7 separate regions of the Homo sapiens genome follow, and regions 1, 2, 3, 4, 5 and 6 are each linked to region 7. A link is a contact called in ENCODE Hi-C or POLR2A ChIA-PET data. All regions are on one chromosome and are shown on one strand. Each heading gives the region's core, a stretch centred on a gene start or an enhancer-like site at or near the end of the contact. The rest is flanking DNA. Distances are from core to core; before and after follow the strand shown.

Region 1 (2,700 bases), core at 1-2,500, 4.6 Mb before region 7:
CAATTCTTCTGCCTCAGCCTCCCAAGTAGCCACCACGCCCAGCTAATTTTTGTACTTTTAGTAGAGACGGGGGTTTCACCATGTTGTCCAGGCTGGTCTTGAACTCCTGACCTCAGGTGATCCACCCGCCTCGGCCCCCCAAAGTACTAGGATTACAGGCGTGAGCCACCGCGTCCAGCGCCCTGGCGGTTTTTAATCAAGTAGAAAAGCTGCATTATACCACTTGCTTCGGTTGCTTCAGTGAGAACGAAGAAATGGAAATGCAAATCCCTTATTAGTTGTAGGAAACAGATCTCAAACAGCAGTTTTGTTGACAAGACCGCAGGAAAACGTGGGAACTGTGCTGCTGGCTTAGAGAAGGCGCGGTCGACCAGACGGTTCCCAAAGGGCGCAGTCCTTCCCAGCCACCGCACCTGCATCCAGGTTCCCGGGTTTCCTAAGACTCTCAGCTGTGGCCCTGGGCTCCGTTCTGTGCCACACCCGTGGCTCCTGCGTTTCCCCCTGGCGCACGCTCTCTAGAGCGGGGGCCGCCGCGACCCCGCCGAGCAGGAAGAGGCGGAGCGCGGGACGGCCGCGGGAAAAGGCGCGCGGAAGGGGTCCTGCCACCGCGCCACTTGGCCTGCCTCCGTCCCGCCGCGCCACTTGGCCTGCCTCCGTCCCGCCGCGCCACTTCGCCTGCCTCCGTCCCCCGCCCGCCGCGCCATGCCTGTGGCCGGCTCGGAGCTGCCGCGCCGGCCCTTGCCCCCCGCCGCACAGGAGCGGGACGCCGAGCCGCGTCCGCCGCACGGGGAGCTGCAGTACCTGGGGCAGATCCAACACATCCTCCGCTGCGGCGTCAGGAAGGACGACCGCACGGGCACCGGCACCCTGTCGGTATTCGGCATGCAGGCGCGCTACAGCCTGAGAGGTGACGCCGCGGGCCCCTGCGGGACGGGTGGCGGGAAGGAGGGAGGCGCGGCTGGGGAGAGCGCTCGGGAGCTGCCGGGCGCTGCGGACCCCGTTTAGTCCTAACCTCAATCCTGCGAGGGAGGGGACGCATCGTCCTCCTCGCCTTACAGACGCCGAAACGGAGGGTCCCATTAGGGACGTGACTGGCGCGGGCAACACACACAGCAGCGACAGCCGGGAGGTAAGCCGCGTCCCAGCGGCTCCGCGGCCGGGCTCGCAGTCGCCCCAGTGATGCCGTGGCCCCCGAGGCGGGCGTCATCGGGCAGCGTTTGCCCAGTGCTGGAGGGTTAGGGAGAGCTGCCTGGGCTTGACCGCGCGCCGGTCTCAAAGTCCTGGCTTTGGCCCCTCCTCCGTTTTCCCCTGTGGACCATTCCGCTTCGCAGCGTTTTCAAAAACTGGAGCGAAAGTGATGTGGGCGGGGCAAAGGCGGCGGGAAGAGGAGAGCACTGAAGCTGGCGCGGGAACTTGGTTTCCTGGTGGCCTCCCATCCAATCCCCACGAACCAGCTTTCCTCTTAAACCTTGAAAAGAGAAATTCGGGAGTTCGAGTATAAGTTCTTAGTCGTCCTTTCCTCTTTCCTTTCCGACAGGAGCACCCCAGGCAAAAAATGTCTCGCGGGTCATTGGCGCCAGGCTTTCAGGGGACAGTGGGGCGGGGCGGGGTGGGCACAGGACGTTAGGCAGCCGTTGGCCCTCCCTAAGGCCACACCGTCCTGCCGTCCTGGATCCTGCGCCAGCTGCGCGGGGGAGGGGACTCGAAGGTGTGTGAGCCAGGGGCTGACCTTGACCGCTCAGATAAATGGAGCGCAGCCTTGACACAGGGGTGGAGGTGGTTTTGAATGGGGAAACCCATTCGTGGTGAAGCAGATTCACTGTAGCTAGCGGAAAAGCCCTCCGGCCCACGGACCCATCTAGAGACGAATACATAGCAGCTGCTGTGGCTGATTGGCGTGGGACAGCGTGGGGAGTTTTGTCTGAGGAGAGGGATCCACTTTTCTGCAGCTCCAAGCCCAGGGGCCTTTGATGAGCCATAGACCTCATTTTTAACCCACCTTTCTGCTTAGACATTGAGCAAGTTACTTCTCATATAGCTTCCCTATATGTTAAAAATGGAGAAAATAATGCTTAGTAGGCAATTCTGATAAAAGCAGGTGCTTGCAAAAATCTCTCTGTTGTCTGAATATAAACTGTACCACAAGCGAGTGCGGATGAACGAGGACTGCATTTAAAGATAAGTTTTTACACTTTCATTTCTCTGTGGCTCGACACTTCTGATGCCTCCCTTTTTGTTCCTGGGACACATGCTTGGTGTTGTCTTCACACCTTTGTGACAGGATTAGCACTAGTGGGCAGTGGATGATAGCTCCTCCCTTTTGCCACATGTTCATCCCTGCCCTCGCCACCATCTCACTGTGTGGAATTCCTGTGTCCACTGGTCACCGGGGCACAGAAGTGCTGTCTCAGCCTGAATCGGGCCACTGATGGGACTTGCAGCCTGGGAGCTCCACCGTGATCTCTGGCCCACTTTGCGGGAGTCTAGGCTTTCTGGATGCTCCAGGGCCTCACGTCCCAGGGCAGTTTTCTTCCCTGAAGAAAGTTGGATGGCATGATCTGTCTTCCCATCTTGAAACCGTATGGCAAATTGTTTTTCAGATGAATTCCCTCTGCTGACAACCAAACGTGTGTTCTGGAAGGGTGTTTTGGAGGAGTTGCTGTGGTTTATCAAGGTAAAGAAGTCGCTGCTATTAGAAGT
Region 2 (2,700 bases), core at 103-2,602, 4.0 Mb after region 7:
GGATTCCGAGACGAAAAAGTTTGAGAACCTCTGATCTGCGGTATCACTTTTTAATGGCTGAATTAGTGCATTGATCGGAAGTTTCCTAATTCACTTAACTAGTATATAATGCCAAGAATAAGATTCTTATACTTAAATTTGGGTATACCCTTAATTATTTCTCTAGGATAATTTTCAAGGATGATTTTTAAAACCCATATTTATTGTACAAAAGTGGGCTAACATCAGTAATGCAATCCACCCCCAGCCAATCAGCTGTTTTCATTCTGTTTCCTTCCAATCAACAAAGGTGGGTGGTAGGCATTTACGATTTACCAGCATAAGGGTTTGACACTAGGTCATCATTTCCAAGGGAAGGTGCCCCGCGGACGGTCTGGTCTAGCGGGCTCTAACTTAATCACCCTGGAATCTTCTTTAAAAAGCAAATTCCGGCCGGGCACTATGGTTCACACCTGTCATCCCAACGATTTAGGAGACCGCGGTGGGAGGATCGCTTGAGCCCCGAAATTTGAAACCAGCTTGGGCAACATAGCAAGACCTCCATATCTACAAAAAAATAAAATATTAGCCAGGCGTGGTGGTGCGCGCCCGTAGCCCCAGCTACTCGGGAGGCTGAGGCGGGAGGATTGCTTGAGCCTAGGAGGTGGAGGCTGCAGCGAGCCTGATGTTGTCACTGCCCTCCAGCCTGGTGAGAGTGAGACCTTGTCTCAAAAGAAAAAAAAAAAAAAGCAACCCAGAGTTGTGGGAAAGAACTGAGTGTCATTCTCAATGTTTTTAACCTACGTGCTAACCGCGCACCTTCTACCTAGGCTGCGCGACCTCCGCGCCCGGATCCATGGCGCCCCCTCTTCTCGACTCCCGATGCAGAGCTCCGATGCAGAGCTCAGCGCCAGCCACTCACAAGGAGCCTGGCAAGTTTTATCGAATTGGTGAACGAAGTTCGAAAGCTCTACCCTTGGAGATCCTTATTCAGTAGGTCTGAGGTAGACCTAGGAAACGCGCATTTTATATAAATCCTACCTCTGACGGCAAACGACAAGGGGTTCACGTGCCAGCTCTCCTCGGCGACGCGCTAGGCTACTCAGCGCCCCGAGCCTCGGCCTCGCATCGCTAGAACCCGGCCATGGCCGCTTCCTTACAGGGCAGCTGTGAGGAGTCCTGAGGAATTTTAGTACACGGCATATCCTCAGCGTAGTGGCTAGCACATCACAAGGCTTTAATCTTAACACTGTTGATCTTAACACTGCAACTGAGGGGGCCCGGAGAATGGGCCTGACAGGAGGGTCTGTCGGAACCTGAGGGACTGGGGATCCCGGTGCGGAGAAGCGCGAAGGGAAATCGCGTTGAGCAGCTGGGGTGGGTGCGCCTGGGGGCGTGGCCTGCGGGCCGGCGGGCGGGCGGGAGCCTGCGGTGGAGGCGTGGCACGAGGGAGGGGCGAAACCGGGTGGCGCGGAGGGGGCGTGGCGTTGGGAGGGGCGGGGGGAGTGGGCGGGGCCGAGATGGGGGCGTGCGCGCTGACAGGAGCGCCGGGGGAGTGAGAGACGCCTCCTGGCGGGAGCTGGCGGCTGTGGACCCCAGCGGGGGCGGAGGGGAAGAGGGGAGCAGGGGCGGGGAGCAAGGAGCCGGGAGGAGGGCGGCGGGCGGGCCTGTCTCTTTAAGGTGCCCGAGGCTCGCGGGCGCTGCGCTGAGGGGACGGCGGGAGGCGCGGCCTGGCCTCGCACTCAAAGCCGCCGCAGCGCGCCCCGGGCTCGGCCGACCCGGCGGGGATCTAGGGGTGGGCGACTTCGCGGGACCGTGGCGCATGGTGAGTGGGAGCGGCTGGGGGGTTGTGCAGCCTCTTGGCCTCTTGGTTGGGAAGGGGCCGGGCGCCGAGCTCGGCCCTCTAGAGGCCCGGGGCCGCGGCGAGCTTCGCGGGGGCCGGGAGAAGCCTGGGCCCGGCTGCGCGGAGGACAAAGTGGGGGTGCTGGGCGCGGGCGCACAGGCCGGACGCCGGGAGCCAGCAGCATCTCTGCGCCGCTTTGGTCCAGACCATCTCTGGGCCGGCCCGCGTCCTCCGCAGCCCGCGTCGGCCGAGCCGGGGTGGGGGTGGTTCCGGGTGCCCGGTCCCCCACACCGCTACCGGCCTCTGCCTCGCGGGGCGTCCGGCGCCTTCGGGGCCCTGGCACCGCTCTACAGAGGCTCGGCTCTGCCCTGGTCGCTGTCAGTGCCATCTCCCTTAACGAGAAACTTGGGCGTGATGTATGCGAAACAATTTTGATGCATGATGGTTTCTAACTCCTTAGGAAAAGATAAGTCCTTTAATTCTATTACCTGATTTCGACATGGTCGTAGTTACTTGAATACTTTTTCCAGTGAAATTTGGGGAGTAAGATGAATTTGTGGAACATTTCATAAGACAACCGTAAAAGATGGGAAAGGGGGGAAATCCCAGTTTTCATGGTTGTAGGATGAAAACTAGTTCCACGACAGTTAGTCTCCAAATAACCTTATTTGGCCTCCGCAAATATGTACTGGTTGCTCCAGAAATCATCCTACTTGGTATGCGGCGTTAGATACATTAGAAAATTAGTTACTAACGGTCTTTAGGGAATGCTTTGTGAGCCTCAGTAACGATCACCAGGGTTTTCTCTTTCAAAATTGACTCATACCAGGTCCAAAGCCCTTTATTCTTTTCACCCTTTTATTATTTTTCCTTTAATG
Region 3 (2,700 bases), core at 129-2,628, 4.7 Mb before region 7:
ATGTTATTATTTTTAAAGTTATGTGCCACAAAGATGCATTCTTTGCTATACAAAAGAGCTGTTGTTAAATTTATAAAGATATAAAAAGGGGAAAGGGGAAGGCACCAAATGGAAGATTCTTAGGCATTAAGTGCTCAGACAGCATAGATCTTCATTAGATGACGTCAGGGAGAAGAGACACAGACTTTGCCATCTCAGGTAGAAGTATCAAAGTCATCAGCCTCCTAGTAAGACAGACCTGGGTTTGAAGCTCTGCACAGCCATTTCCTAGCTGGTCTGGGGAAAAATTACTTCTTGAAGCCTCAGTGTCTTTATTTGTAAAGTAAGTGGAATTATATTACCTTGTCAGGATGTTGTCAGAATTAGAAATAATTTAAAGAGGTCCAGCACGAGCAGGTCAATCAAGGGAAGATGTTAAAAATAACAACAGGTGAAATGTACTCCCAAAAGATAAAGTGGATACATAGATGAATCTTCCTCACACACAGAGTATAATAACCTCAGAAAAATATTGCCTAGAGTAAACATGCCTCCCAAGCCAACGTTCATCATCCAGGAATACGGAGAGGATGTTTGGGATATGGGGGGCATGAAATTTTACAATTGTAGGGCCCTTTAACAAGGGTAGACTTGCAAGTTGCACTGCCTTTCCTGCCCTCTCTGGCTACCTGTTCCAGCATCCAGAGTTTGTGAACCTGGGGCCCAAGGACAGCACCTGGCATGGGCAGGCCCACTTGGCGACTCTCTCAGGGCTGCTGCAGCTGTGTCAGTGTCCCCACAGGGAGGCTGACATCCAGCCATGACCATCGCATTAAGCCCAGCAGTCGGGCAGGGGAGCAACTGCTCAGAGGCACCTTTGACCCACTACTTTTTTCCCCTCCTGCTTTATCTGCCCAGAGCGAGGCTCTCTTTCTAATGTGTACAAGGCGTTCTACCTATGACTCGTGGTCCTGCCATAGAAATGCTTTTTTTTTTTTAACTGAATTAAGTTGCCAAGTTTGAAAAATCAGGAATTTCACATAAGCATCCCTATTTCTGTCTTCTTTTGAAAAACTGAATGTTCTTTCCACAGTGAGCCCACATTCCTTCCTGACGACCATCACCGTTCAGCTGGAGTAGAGAGGGCTCTGCTCGCTTCAGATCCGGACGCGCAGGTCCTCTGCAGGCCCCGCCCACCCGGCGTCACCTGCAGGTCCCGCCCACCCGGCGTCTGCAGGCCCCGCCCACCCGGCGTCACCTGCAGGCCCCGCCCACCCGGCGTCTGCAGGCCCCGCCCACCCGGCGTCACCTGCAGGCCCCGCCCACCCGGCGTCTGCAGGCCCCGCCCACCCGGCGTCACCTGCAGGCCCCGCCCACCCGGCGTCTGCAGGCCCCGCCCACCCTGCGTCACCTGCAGGCCCGGGCCGCGGGGTTGGTTTCCACCCTGGAGGTTGCTGACACCCTGTGCCCTCGGCTGACTTCCAGCCGGTGGCACAGACGCCTCCAGGGGGCAGCACTCAAGCGCATCTTAGGAATGACAGGTGAGAACATCCTCCGGGCCCCAGATTTCTCTCCTCGCCGCTCTTGCCCATTTCTCCGGAGAGCCAGAGAAAGCCGCTCCCAAGTCCAAGGCCGAGCTCCGCAGACGCCCGGCCCCTCCGGCGCGGACAGAACAAAGCCACTGTTCTTGCCGGGGAAGGTAGAAATACTGTGGGCTGCTTCAGAGGCTGCCAGCAAAACTCAGGCAATCTCCTGGGCTGTTCCAATACGTTTATTCTCTTTTTCAAAACAGGAGGAGGAGGTAGAGGCGGGGAGACACACCATCCCTGCAAAACTACTGGCAAAAACTAAGCGGAGCCGGGTGTGGTGGCTCACGCCTGTAATCTCAACACTTTGGGAGGCCGAGGGGGGCCGATCACTTGAGGTCAGGAGTTGGAGGCCAGCCTGGCCGGCATGGTGAAACACAAAAATTAGTCGATTGTGGTGGTGCATGCTTGTAATCCCATCTACTTGGGAGGCTGAGGCAGGAGAATCGCTTGAACCCGGGAGGCGGAGGTTGCAGTGAGCCGAGATTGCGCCACTGCACTCCAGCCTGGACAACACAGTGAGATTCTGTCTCAAAATAAATAAATAAATAAACCCAAGCAGAAAAAGAATCACTCTGAAAACGATCACATCTAACTATCAATGCTCATACAGTTTATGGAATTATCAGCCCAACTTGATAAAATCAGTATTTGAGGAAACTGTGGATAAGCCCCCTGATTTCAATCCCCATTGTGCCAGGTCCTGGTTAACTGAGGTTAACGAAGTAAAGAGCTGCAGACACTATTAACTGCTACCTTAAACCGATTACTCTAGCTTAGCCTACTTTCCACGTACAGATTTTACCAGTGGACAACATGATGCTTTATCTTGTTTTTCTCTCCCTGGGACTTTTCTCCAGACATTGAAAACAGAAATACTAATAAGGCCACTTTTACCTGCCTGATGCAAGAACAGAATTTTCAAACTCAACATTAATGCAACTCCTCAGTCCCTGACAATGGCGGGTGGAAAAGTTTCTAAAAATATGCAGCAGCACAATTATCGGGAAGAGATGAGATACTGTTACCTAATAAAAATGCCATAAATAGAGAATGATGAACTACCATGGGAAATGAATGCATAGAAGAGGACATGCTGGAATGTGGGACAGTAAAAATCACTTAAACTTTGCGT
Region 4 (2,700 bases), core at 201-2,700, 3.7 Mb after region 7:
GCTCAAGCGATCCTCTTGCCTCAGCCTCCCGAGTAGCTGGAACCACAGGTATGGGCCACCGTGGCTGGCTAATTTTTCATAGAGATTGGAGCAGGGATCTCACTTTGTCACCCAGGCTGATTGGTCTTAAACTCGTGGGCTCAAGTAATCATCCGGCCTCGGAGTCCCAAAGTGCTGGGATTACAGGCGTGAGCCACTGCTCCTGGCCTCATTTATGTTTTAAGGAATATAGTGACTCAGGCAAGAGAGTTGGGGGTCGTGTGCTGTAGCCTGTTTTGTCCTCAAAGCGTCTTTCCCCAGAGCTGCAAGTTGCCAGGGGTCTGGGGCTTTGTGAAATTCTACTGCAGGCAGAAAGGAGGCACGTGGCTTCTTACATTTGCTACTTTGTCTTACATTTCTATTGTTATAATCCCTCCAGGCCCTCTCACCCGACTTGACCTTGAGACTAATGGGTGTGTTGGAAAGATGCTGGCAAGGTCTGAGGGCACAGCCTGTGGCGGAGGCGGGGCCAGGCAGGCCTAGCCCCTCAGCCAGGCCGTGAGGCCCAGGGCCCTGCCGGGTGGGCGCTCTCTGGGAACTGCACGCAGAGGTGCCTCGTACCCCCAACCACGCCCCACAGGGACACCTGAACCTCCAGAGGAAGGAAATGAGTCTGGAGGAGCCGTAGACGAAAGAGATGCCGCCTCCTGCGGCTGGGATCACTCACAGATGCCTCAGGGAGGCGGCCAGCCCTGAGTCACGCTGAGCTCTGAGCGGGCTGTGACTCAGCGCGACCGCGGCCCCTTGGCTGCGCCTGGGTTGATTTGCGCCCCGCTTGTTTTCTGCAGAAGACAAGGCCGTCTCGGATTAGACTGCTCCTCCTAAACAACCAGCAATTGTTTTTCTTCCTCAAAGTGCAGTTTCCCTCTGGCACAACCAAAAATAAACACAAACCAGGCTCCTGCCAAAGGAGGGGCAGTCCCTGGGGCGCCCACCGCACGCATGTGAGAGCTCGCAGGCCACCTGCCAATCATGAATCTGTTAAGGAAGCGGCCACGAAGGCAGAGAAACCTCTCCCATCGCAGGTTGCGCTGCGATGCACAGGGGCGCTGACTGTTGAGTTGGCGCTCTGTTTATTTCCCCAACTGCCTCCTCTCAGGTTCCGTCCCAACTGCTGGACTCACTGCCGCGTGGGCCTGAGCACATTTCCTTGGCACATTGTCCTCGGTGGAAGTTTTTTCTTCTCGATTTGGTGAGTCAGAGCTGGCTCACACACAAACACCAAGCAGCAGCCTCAGGGACTAAAGTGCTTTAAGGACACGAGGACCTATCCTCCCTCCCCCTATCTCAGTGAGGTGGGCGCAGAGTTCCTGAAACCTGGCCCAGTGCAGTTCATTTGACAGGGAGAGGCTGAAAATGCAAATCACCCCAGCGTAAGTGAGTGCACAGCAAAGACCACGACCTGGCTGCAGCTTATCCTAAAATCCTGAAGTCAGGGAACACCGTGCCCACAGGAAGAGCTGGGCAGCCTGAACCATACTAAGATGTCCCAGGGTGAACCGGAGCCACTGGTTAGTCACACTGACTTCACATTTCCTTCGTGAGAAGGAACTGAAGACAGATTCCAGAACTTGCTGTGTGTAGAATGTATAGTTCATTGCATGTAAGTAAACTCATGTGGTTCCGAATCTATAGGATCAATTCAGCCATTTTAGTGTTATGTCCATGACATCTGAATTTATAAAAATCTAAGTGTCCCTAGCTAGAGATACCTGAAACTAAACAGGCCCTACTTACTATTCATTTTATTTTTGAATAGATAATTCACTCATATATTCAGATATCAAATCCTCATAAAATGATATACATTAAGAATTCTCACTTCCATGCTGTTCTCATTCCTCTCTGCCCCCATAAGCAACCACTTTTACTGCTTTTTAATACATCCTTCCAGTGTATCATTATGCAAATATAAACAAAAATTAATATACTTCTGTGGTTGTCAGAATAATGGCCTCCCAAAAATGTCCATGTGCTAATCCCCAGAACCTATTAATTTGTTACTTTATGTGGAATAAGGACTTTGCAGATGTGATTGAACTGAGGATCTTGAGATTGGAGATTATTCTGGATGACCCCAGTGGGCCCAATGTAACCACAGGTGACCTTCTAAGGGGGAGGCAGAAGGGTCAGAGTCCGAAAAAAAGAGAGCTTGGAAGATGCTATACTGTTGGTTTTGAAGATGGAGGAAGGGGCCATGAACCAAGGAATGCATGCAGCCTCAAGAAGCTAACAAGGCAAGGAAATGGATTGTTTCCTAGAGCCTCCAGGAAGGCAGTGTTCCTTAGACTTCTGACCTCCAGAACTAGCAGTGAATAAATGTGTGCTATTTTAAACCACTAAATTAATAGTAGTTTGTTACAGAAACCACAGGAAATGAACACAACTATTTCCACCTTTTTCTTTTTTTAAAACTGTTATTTTAGGTTCAGGGATGCATGTGCAGGTTTGTTATATAGGTAAACTCATGATATGGGGGTTTGTTGTACAGATTATTTCATCACCCAGGTACTAAGCCTAATACCCAGTAGTTATTTTTTCTGATCCTTTCCCTCCTTCCACCCTCTGCCTTCAAGTAGGCCCCAGTGTGTGTTGTTCCCCTCTTTGTGTCCACGTGTTCTCATTATTTAGCTCCCACTTATACATGGGAATACATAGTAT
Region 5 (2,700 bases), core at 157-2,656, 4.6 Mb before region 7:
AAAAATGCAGGATGAACTTAATCTCAAAAAGGACATTGTTTTGCATTTAATAACTTTAACGAGAGATCTATTTTTATAAAACATTTCAGGTACAAAAAGAGTATAGATAATGTAATGGACACCAGCTTGCCATCCACCCAATTTAGGAAGTAAAACATTACAATGGGAATTAGAGACCTCGTGGTCCCCTCCGTGACCCCATTTCCTTCCCTCCCTACTGGTAACCATTTTCCTAACATTGCCGTTCCTCACTTCCCAGCATACTTTCACACATTCACTACATACCCATACAACTCTGCTTTTCTAGCGCGGCCAATCTCATCAGTGGACTACGAGGGGCAGTGAGGACCCAGTGGGGAACAGGCTCCCTGAAAACCCTGCACAGAACCCACTGTATTTGGGAAACACCGCTCTAGACGGGGGCAGGGGAGGGAAGGCCTGACATTCTAACACCCTCAGTAAGCAAAAAAGACCTTCAATATTTAGGTAGGAGTCAGAGTTCCTGCCCTTACTTTATTACATCTCTTAAGACGAACTGACATTTGCATCAGTCCTTTCTAAGCGTGTTTGCGGGTAATTTCACGAGAGCGCCCTCTCATGTGACGCAGTTAGCACGCGCTTGGTTTCTCAACCCGACTGTGACACCTTCATTACACAGACGGGTCCAAGAGACCCAGAGAGGTCTGGAACTTCTCCAAGTCACACAGCAAGTTGTGGAAGCGGGATCACCACTCAAAACTCCCAGCCCCGGGCTTCCCGTTCTCCCTCAGCGCCAACCCCGTCGCGTTCAGGGTACAGAGGAAGCCAGCGAGCGCTGTGCTCTAGGGTTTCCACTGGCGGGAACCCAACAAAATCATTTTGCTGCTATTGCCTATTATGCATTCTACCATTTCCAGCAAAATGTGAGTCGTAAAAGTAAAACCAGGATATTCTAAACTCCAGCAAAGAAAAAACCCAGGAGAGTGGAAAGTTTCTGGATACTTATACAATTGCTCCAAGGCATGAAAAGCGAGTGTCTCCCCCAGGCGCGCCTCCCACTTTACAGAAGCAATGGGTTCGAAGTCGGGAAGCTGCCCGGGGCCCGCAGAGCTGCAGTCGGCGGGGCGGGAGGGACCCGGGCCGCAAGCCGCGCGTACCATGGCGTCCGCGCTTACCATGGCGTCCGCGCTTACCATGGCGTCCGCGCTTACCATGGCGTCCGCGCTTACCATGGCGTCCGCGCTTACCATGGCGTCCGCGCTTACCATGGCGTCCGCGCTTACCATGGCGTCCGCGCTTACCATGGCGTCCGCGCCGTGGCCCCCAAGCGACGTGGGGAAGCGCACGTCCCGGACCGAGAGCCGGGAGATCCTGCCGCGCACCATGGCCCCTGCGCCCCGTGGCCGCGGCCCCCGTGCGGTCAGGACTGGTCGGGATCCCGAGCGCGCGGCGGGAGGGCGGGAGGGCGGGAGCGCGGCAGCGCCGCGAGGCGGGGCACCGTCAGGGCATAGAGGGCGCTCATTGGCCGCGCGGCCGCACCCCGTGAACTTGGCCCCATGGGAGCTGCAGTCCCAGCTCCGGGCTCCCGGGGGCGCACTCCGCCTTCCGCCGTTCCCTTCTCAGCCTAGACGGAGCTGACCCCGAGAGGGTTCGCTCAGGGTCGCCGGGGAACCTGGGCAGGCAGGAGGCCTCGCGCCCGGTCGGCGCCTCCGCGGGACCCTGCTCTGCTCGGATGGAAGACTCGTGAAGGGACCTGCCCGGGAGCCGCGCCCTAGAGGGAGAAGTCGGGTCTGAGCGAGTGCATTCGCTCAGCGGCAGATTCCGGCCAGTGGCTCAGCTCCCAAGCCGAGGCCGCTGGTTGTCGCCAGCGTACCCAGGAGAGCGGTGCCCTAGAAAATGCTAGGTCTCTTTCAGTGCCCACAGCCTCAGTTTGCCACCTGATAAATTAAGAGGCAGGTCATCATTGATTACACCCGTACTGATGCAGATGAGGTCCCCGTACCGTGCCTCAGCCTGTAATCCCAGCACTTCGGGAGGCCGAGGCGGGCGGATCACCTGAGGTCAGGCGTTTGAAATCAGCCTGGCCAATACGGCGAAATCCCGCCTCTACTAAAAACAAAAATTAGCAGGGCGTGGTGGTGCGCGCCCGTAGTCCCGGCTACTCGGGAGGCTGAGGCAGAACTGCCTGAACCCGGGAGGTGGAGCTTGCAGTGAACTGAGATCGCGCCACTGCACTGCAGCCCGGGCGACAGAGCAAGACTCCGACTCAAAAAAAAAAAAAAAAAAAAAAAGATGCTGGGCGGCTCACGCCTGTAATCCCAGCAGTTTGGGAGGCCAAGGCGGGCAGATGGCGAGTCAGGAGATCGAGACCATCCTGGCTAACACGGTGAAACCCCGTCTCTACTAAAAATACAAAAAATTAGCCGGGCGTGGTGGCGGGCGCCTGCAGTCCCAGCTACTCGGGAGGCTGAGGCAGGAGAATCGCTTCAACCCAGGAGGCGGAGGTTGCAGTGAGCCGAGATCGCACCACTGCACTCCAGCCTGGGCGACAGAGTGAGACTGTGTCTCAAAAATAAATAAATAAAAAGAAATAAAAAGAAAATCCAAAGTAAGCAGAAGAGAAGAAATAATAAAAATTAAAGCAGAAACCTGTGAAATTGAAAACAGGAAAGCAACAAAGAAAAATCAATGAAAACAAAAGCTGGTTCTTTGAAAACATTG
Region 6 (2,700 bases), core at 51-2,550, 3.3 Mb after region 7:
CCCTGTCTGGGCCGCAGCTGCAGCCAAGCCGCAGTGCCTGCCTTCTGGAGGTGTCTGAGGTAATATCTTCATTTGGTCACCCTTCACTGTATAACACACTTCTAAGATTTTTTGATTTGGGTTTTTGTTCGTTTTCTTTTCTGTTGTGCATTTGGTCTGCATATTTTCATTTTTGGCTTGATTATGAAACATTAGGTCTTGTCTAAATACTTGAATAAACAACAAATAGATATTTCTTCCTGTGCTAGTCCCGCAGACTTTTTGTGCATTGCTGCCCAGCTTTTAAACGCTGGAAATGGCAACAAAGTGTTTGGCACACAAGCTGCTGTTTCTAATTATAAGCTCTATAAGGTAAAGACCATCTTCACAAGGATTTGGGATATGCCTCTCTCTGTTCCTAGTACCTGTGTGAGGTACTTTCTGATGAGAATATTGCCCCACAAAAGTGATGTAAACATTATTAGAATGTGTGACGCCTGCCTTGGTGACAGCCATGCCTGATGACTGTGGCACATGTCTTAATTAATGCATTAATACTTCCATCTTCATCTTTGGCGGCAGTATTCTTTATAAAGTATGTCCAAATGATTTATAAAGTATGTCCAAATGTCCTGGTGCCTCCCTGGAGCTCTGCCCACTAAGTCTATGCTGGTGACATTGTACACTCCTGGAATCTGACTACAATGTCCTTGACTCTGAGATAAGAGGGCCCTACCTGATGGAATCCCCCTCGGGGAGAAAGTGAGATACTGTGGCTCCACGAAGAGCAGCGGGCACTCAGAAACCATTTTTCTCTTGTATATGAAAGCATTCTCCAAATGACCCCTCTCCCTCTCCTGATTCTCCCTTGACTCTTTACTACTTTTTCATTCTCTAAATCTGTGCAGCTGTACAGCATGGGCAAAGAGCGTAACTAAGGGAGGAAGAATGAAATGGATTGGACTTACGGAATGGTTGATTGCAAGTTTTCTACATGGAATATTCCAGTGACTCTTTTCCTGCAGGAAGGTTTTGAACAGTGACTCATATATCTACTACAGGCCAGCCATTTTGTTGATCACATAATACTCAAAATAAGATTTTTATCTTCTGAAATATTTTATTTAAAAGATGAAAACCTTTTCCTTCATTATTGCTATGCAGCAGGTAAAAAGGAAGTGTTAGAATCATGATTGTAATTTGTATTACTGTTTTAAAGTAATGCGTGGCTTCTTTAGGAGTGAGGCACAGCCCTTGTGCTGCTGCTGGTGTAACCTGCTTTGTTGTGGGCGTGTTGTCGTCGTTTCACTCTCATCCATTGAGGGCATAGAAGGCGCCTGTGTAGCTGGAAACGGTCCCTCAAGGAGGCGCAGTGGATTGTGCTATGCTAATAATAGATAGCTCTGCTCCGATTTTCTAGACTGGCATGAAAGCATTGCCATTCGGTTTTCATAGGAGGATCTTGTTGGAAGAAGTGCATTATTTACTATAGATTCCTAAAAGCTAAAAGTACCAAAAGCTGCAGGTGTCTGTTACATTTTTACGTCACGTTTTATGTCATTGCCACATATTTCAGTTTGTTGATTACCTGTGGTCAGAAAAAGGACCATTTTTCTCTTCTCTGTACTTTAAAGTATTTCTACATGAATGTTAGAACTTTATGTAAGTAGCTAAAATAAAACATGTTGACTAGGATGTAGTTTGATGAATTTATATCCAAATGGTGTCCTAGAAATTATTTACAGTGAACTTGGAGTTGTGTTGAAATGGACTTGAAGCCGTGAAATTTGCCTCTTACCTTTAGGCAAACACAGAATTGAAATGCTTCATATAAGGGCCCTTTGTTCTGCCTGTCGGACCAGTCCACTGTTGGGGGACTTTGTTTTAACCAGCGTTCTTAGGTCAGCATCATTCCTTTTGTTCTCTGCTTGGAAGAGGGGGAATATTTCATACCCTATATTGGCGTGTGCCCTGAAAATTAGTAATTAAATAATTTAAGTGGCTATATTAAATACAGCAAATAAGAGGCTTTGAATTCTCCAAGCGTTGTTGTATCACCAAACTGGGAAAACAGAATTGCAGGAATTTTTCAATTGCACAAAAACCAGATAGAAAAATCAGAATAAGGTGGCATGCTAACTGTAGTAAACGATGATTGAGCTGACGTTCATAACTTGCAAACCTCTAGAAATCCGCACCTTATCATTACAGTGAAAACTCAAGTTTATGGGGAAAAAGAGGGAAATATTAGGATTCTGCCTTTTCATAGAAAGGTGAAAGCATGATCAGTGCATTGATGTAATCTAATTTTCTGAAAAGGAGAGATTTGTGTGGGATTTTTATGGTGCTGGCACACGGTAGATATTTAAGAAATACTTGCTGAATGGAATCAACATTTCATTTATTATTCTTTGGCCGTACCTGATAGTAGATAATTTAGTATGTAAGGGAAATAAATCAAGCAAAGGCACTTTTGAGAGGAATAGAAAATAAAAGCTTTCTCAACCCAAATATTTTGGGAGTGTGGAATCGTCTCTCAAAGAAACATGCTTTTCTACCCCCAGCCTTCAGAGCCAGGCCCAAACAGTGGCATTTAAGGAATGGGCTTAAATGGGGAGTGCTGAACTAGTTCATGTTTCCTCATTGGGATTTTTGTCAACTAAATCAGTTTGCTCATTTGCGTTAGGACGATTGCCTCAGGTTTTGAATTTTGAGGTTTCT
Region 7 (2,700 bases), core at 159-2,658:
CCAGAGGCTAGGCAGCCCAGCAAAAACCTTACACTGTGACACTTACTACTGTTGTCACTAACTCGTCCTAGGGCTTGTGGGATAAAAGTGCATGGGACCAGAGAGAGGAGTGGCCTTAGACTAGCTATGACAACATATCAATGTGTTGTTGTTGTTTTGGCTAGTGTGTACTTGGCCACTCGCCCCTCTCCCCTCTCTCTCTCAAGATGTATGAGACCTGGAAGAGAGACCATGTGTGTCCAAAGCCGCCTCCTCCCCGCCCCGCCCCCCTTGCCATTGAGATGTCCAATTGCTCAGTTCAGGTGAGTCAAAACTGGAAGACAGCTGTTGCCAGCATCTGTGTAGGCAGGTGTAGGAAAAGACGTAGCCCCAACACCACCTTCATAATAAGGCTGCCCCTTCCTAATTGCTCTCCAAACTGCGGGCGCGCTAAGCCGCGTTACAGTGCAGGGAGCCGGGCTTCCCGCAAAGCCAAAAACTTACATAAGCAGCTGCAGCCGCCTCCCCTGCCCCGGGCAGCCCGACAATGGCGGCTGCACGACTTCCTTGTTGCAAGCTTGCAACTTCGGAGTCGGGAGGAAGCAGGGAGCCAAGCGCAGACCCAAGAAGCCCTCAAGGCGTATCGAGTCCTCCCTCTCAATTTCTTTGGGCCTGGGAGGTGGGGAGTGGAGGAGGCCGTTTGCACTCCTTCCCAGACAAAAGCTCCCAGCCTGGGAGCCAGGTGGTGAAAGGGCCACTTTCCCTTTCATAATCAGACGTCGAGCGCAGGCTTGGGACCGCGGCTCGGAGCGCGCAGGGAGGGACTGCGGCCCGCGGCGGCCCCGGCGGCGCGACGAGCGGGAGCGGGCGTGCGGCCGGCTCCGCAGCCCCGCGCCGCGCCGCGCCCCGCTCCGCCCGCGAGCCCGGAGCTCGCGCCCCGCGCACTCCCCGGCCAGCTCGCGCCGGGCCCTCCCCCGCCCTCCCGCGGCCGGGGGCGGGGGCGGCGCGCGGCCGGCTAACCCAAGCTCCGCGGGCGCACCCGGGAGTGCGTGCGCTGGGTCCCGGCCCCCTCCTCCGCCGGCGGCTGTAGGCGGCGCGGCGGGGCCCGCGGCTCGGAGGGGCGGCGCCCGGCGGGCCGCGCTCCGCGCTGGGTTCGGGCCGTCCCCACCCCCACCGCGGTGCACTGCGGCGGTGCGAGCGGGGGCGGCCATGAACTCGGCCGCCGAGGCTCTGCGAGCGCGCGCGCGGGGCCGCCGCCGCCTGGCCGCTCCCCGAGCCCGCTCGCCGGCCCGCGCGGCCCCCGGGGCGCCCCGGCCCCACGCCCAACCCTGGCCCACGCCCGTCCCCGCTCGCACCGCGCCGCGCCGCTGGCGGCCGCCGCACATCCTGGAGCTGGCTGGTGCCCCAGAGCTCGGCGAGAACGCGCGTCTTCCGGGCCGCCCCGCCAGCCGCCGGCCGCCCCCGCGCCCGCCTTGCGGACGGCCCCAGCCCCTTCCGCACCCTGGCCCGCGCTTACCTGCAGCCTGGCACAGGCACAGACACTGCCGTGGGTTCCCCGCGCTCGCTAGCAAACGCAGGCCGGGACCGGAGGGGCTCGGGGCGCGGGGGCACGGTGGGTGGCAGTGTGTTTTGGATTTTTTTTTGGAGTTTGGGGAGGGGGCGGGGTGGGGGAAATCGTGCACGTCCCTGATGGTAGCAGCCCTCCTCCTGCACGAGCACAGAATGTCTAGCCGGCCGTGAACACCCCCACCGCCCCCCCCTTCCCGTGCATGCGCGGTGCGGGCTGGGGGGAAGGCGCGCCGCCGGCTTGCGCAGGCACGGAACCCGACCGGGTCTCTAAGTGGGCGAGCAAAGAAAGGGTTAATCCGGGCCCTTGCCGACGCTTTCGTTGGAGACTACGGGGCCGCCCCCGGAGGGCCCTGGCCTGCGCACGCGCGCGCACGCGCGCGGCTTGGGGCGCGCGGAGCCCGCGCGCGGGAGAAGGAGTGGGCGGGGCAAGGGCGGGGCTTCGGGAGCCAGGGAACTTAAGCACGAGCGCTGCTCGCGGACACCCGCCCCGCCTCAAGCTCCCTCCCGCCCTGGTTCGTGGGCTTCCGCCCGCGCCCGGCGCCGGCGCAGCGCCGGGGACGCGGGAGCCAGCGCTCCCGTGCGTGTGCATGTGCGTGGGCCAGAGCCTCCCCCGGGCGCGCGCAGGCCGGGCGCTGAGGCTGCGGGGCTCTGCCGCGTCTCGGAGCGGGCGCCCCGGCCACTTTCGCCCTCCGCGCACACCGGCCGACACCGGGAGGCGCGCCCACGGGTCTGCGGTCTTGCCTCTTGCCGCCGGCACATTGAGTTTGTGGGGGAGTGGACGGTGCACAATAAACACTTGCAGAACAAATGGAAAAAGCGACGTCTTCGATTTGTAGTGTAAAGCGCAACCCCAGTTGCCCAGCAGAAAGGGATCACCCATAGGGCTTCGGAGCTAGTAGGTCCGCGCCCGGACACTCCAAGGAAAAGTCCAGGGGCTGGAGGCGGCGACCCGTCTGTGGCAGTCCAGACCCTGGACTCGATTCGGAGAGCTCTGATAACTTGGCTCTGTCCTTAACATCCCTGCTCAGCGCCAGTAATGGCTCCGTTGCTGTTGAACCACGTCGCCTTCCCTCTGACGCGGCGGCTGTGCCTGTGTCTGGCGTCGGGAGCTGGGAAGTCCCTCCCGCTCCCGCGTTTTCTGCTCACCGAGAT

The links. Hi-C counts contacts between places; a loop is a spot of excess contacts on that map. ChIA-PET counts read pairs that join two places held with the same protein, here RNA polymerase II (POLR2A). Pooled maps may share reads with other maps.
Region 1: a loop to region 7 is called in a map of OCI-LY7, with 7 times the contacts of the local background. The contact joins the promoter of TYMSOS here to the promoter of ZBTB14 in region 7. A Hi-C loop is called at or near these places in 1 of 168 maps with a recorded cell type or tissue (OCI-LY7), 2 of 37 single-sample maps with no recorded cell type and 9 of 50 pooled maps. POLR2A ChIA-PET finds 5 or more read pairs at or near these places in 2 of 52 experiments (OCI-LY7 and activated naive CD4-positive, alpha-beta T cell).
Region 2: a loop to region 7 is called in a map of CD8-positive, alpha-beta T cell, with 5 times the contacts of the local background. The contact joins the promoter of TWSG1-DT here to the promoter of ZBTB14 in region 7. A Hi-C loop is called at or near these places in 3 of 168 maps with a recorded cell type or tissue (CD8-positive, alpha-beta T cell and naive thymus-derived CD4-positive, alpha-beta T cell) and 16 of 50 pooled maps. POLR2A ChIA-PET finds 5 or more read pairs at or near these places in 2 of 52 experiments (CD4-positive, alpha-beta T cell and CD8-positive, alpha-beta T cell).
Region 3: a pooled map shows a loop between it and region 7 (11-fold over the local background). The contact joins the promoter of CLUL1 here to the promoter of ZBTB14 in region 7. A Hi-C loop is called at or near these places in 6 of 50 pooled maps.
Region 4: a pooled map shows a loop between it and region 7 (3-fold over the local background). The contact joins the enhancer-like site here to the promoter of ZBTB14 in region 7. A Hi-C loop is called at or near these places in 1 of 168 maps with a recorded cell type or tissue (posterior vena cava) and 2 of 50 pooled maps. POLR2A ChIA-PET finds 5 or more read pairs at or near these places in 1 of 52 experiments (activated CD8-positive, alpha-beta memory T cell).
Region 5: a map of naive thymus-derived CD4-positive, alpha-beta T cell shows a loop between it and region 7 (8-fold over the local background). The contact joins the promoter of ENOSF1 here to the promoter of ZBTB14 in region 7. A Hi-C loop is called at or near these places in 2 of 168 maps with a recorded cell type or tissue (naive thymus-derived CD4-positive, alpha-beta T cell and vagina) and 10 of 50 pooled maps.
Region 6: a pooled map shows a loop between it and region 7 (7-fold over the local background). The contact joins the enhancer-like site here to the promoter of ZBTB14 in region 7. A Hi-C loop is called at or near these places in 1 of 168 maps with a recorded cell type or tissue (ascending aorta) and 4 of 50 pooled maps. POLR2A ChIA-PET finds 5 or more read pairs at or near these places in 1 of 52 experiments (MCF 10A).

Annotation. Positions count from the first base shown.
Region 1 is chr18:657,041-659,740 of GRCh38, forward strand. TYMSOS (TYMS opposite strand RNA) reads right to left here and starts at 1,251. Exons shown (of 2, transcript NR_171001.1): 1 at 802-1,251. It overlaps TYMS (thymidylate synthetase), which reads left to right and starts at 613. Exons shown (of 7, transcript NM_001071.4): 1 at 613-907; 2 at 2,601-2,674. The coding sequence starts at 703. RefSeq lists enhancers at 337-838, 839-1,338, 1,206-1,325 and silencers at 576-755, 926-975.
Region 2 is chr18:9,333,117-9,335,816 of GRCh38, forward strand. TWSG1-DT (TWSG1 divergent transcript) reads right to left here and starts at 1,353. Exons shown (of 3, transcript NR_183523.1): 1 at 1,021-1,353. It overlaps TWSG1 (twisted gastrulation BMP signaling modulator 1), which reads left to right and starts at 1,657. Exons shown (of 5, transcript NM_020648.6): 1 at 1,657-1,804. RefSeq lists a silencer at 1,358-2,147 and enhancers at 1,945-2,445, 2,208-2,257.
Region 3 is chr18:595,610-598,309 of GRCh38, forward strand. CLUL1 (clusterin like 1) reads left to right here and starts at 1,379. Exons shown (of 10, transcript NM_001393344.1): 1 at 1,379-1,520. RefSeq lists silencers at 1,128-1,257, 1,318-1,437 and an enhancer at 1,860-2,359.
Region 4 is chr18:9,016,526-9,019,225 of GRCh38, forward strand. No RefSeq gene overlaps it. Among named protein-coding and RNA genes, the nearest start is that of NDUFV2, 85 kb to the right of the region's middle. RefSeq lists enhancers at 1-816, 541-1,740, 961-1,030, 1,191-1,300 and a silencer at 411-510. Within about 2 kb of position 1,451, at least 29 of the 41 ENCODE cell types and tissues checked have a DNase peak (open chromatin) inside an H3K27ac peak, as active enhancers do.
Region 5 is chr18:711,224-713,923 of GRCh38, forward strand. It overlaps ENOSF1 (enolase superfamily member 1), which reads right to left and starts at 1,407. Exons shown (of 16, transcript NM_017512.7): 1 at 1,281-1,407. The coding sequence starts at 1,364. RefSeq lists a silencer at 1,332-1,651 and an enhancer at 1,603-2,182.
Region 6 is chr18:8,625,936-8,628,635 of GRCh38, forward strand. The region is part of intron 2 of RAB12 (RAB12, member RAS oncogene family); the gene reads left to right. Among named protein-coding and RNA genes, the nearest start is that of RAB12-AS1, 9.1 kb to the right of the region's middle. Within about 2 kb of position 1,301, at least 4 of the 41 ENCODE cell types and tissues checked have a DNase peak (open chromatin) inside an H3K27ac peak, as active enhancers do.
Region 7 is chr18:5,294,318-5,297,017 of GRCh38, forward strand. ZBTB14 (zinc finger and BTB domain containing 14) reads right to left here and starts at 1,409. Exons shown (of 4, transcript NM_001243702.2): 1 at 1,335-1,409. RefSeq lists enhancers at 1-679, 680-1,366, 2,055-2,700, 2,458-2,617 and silencers at 808-1,747, 1,828-2,247.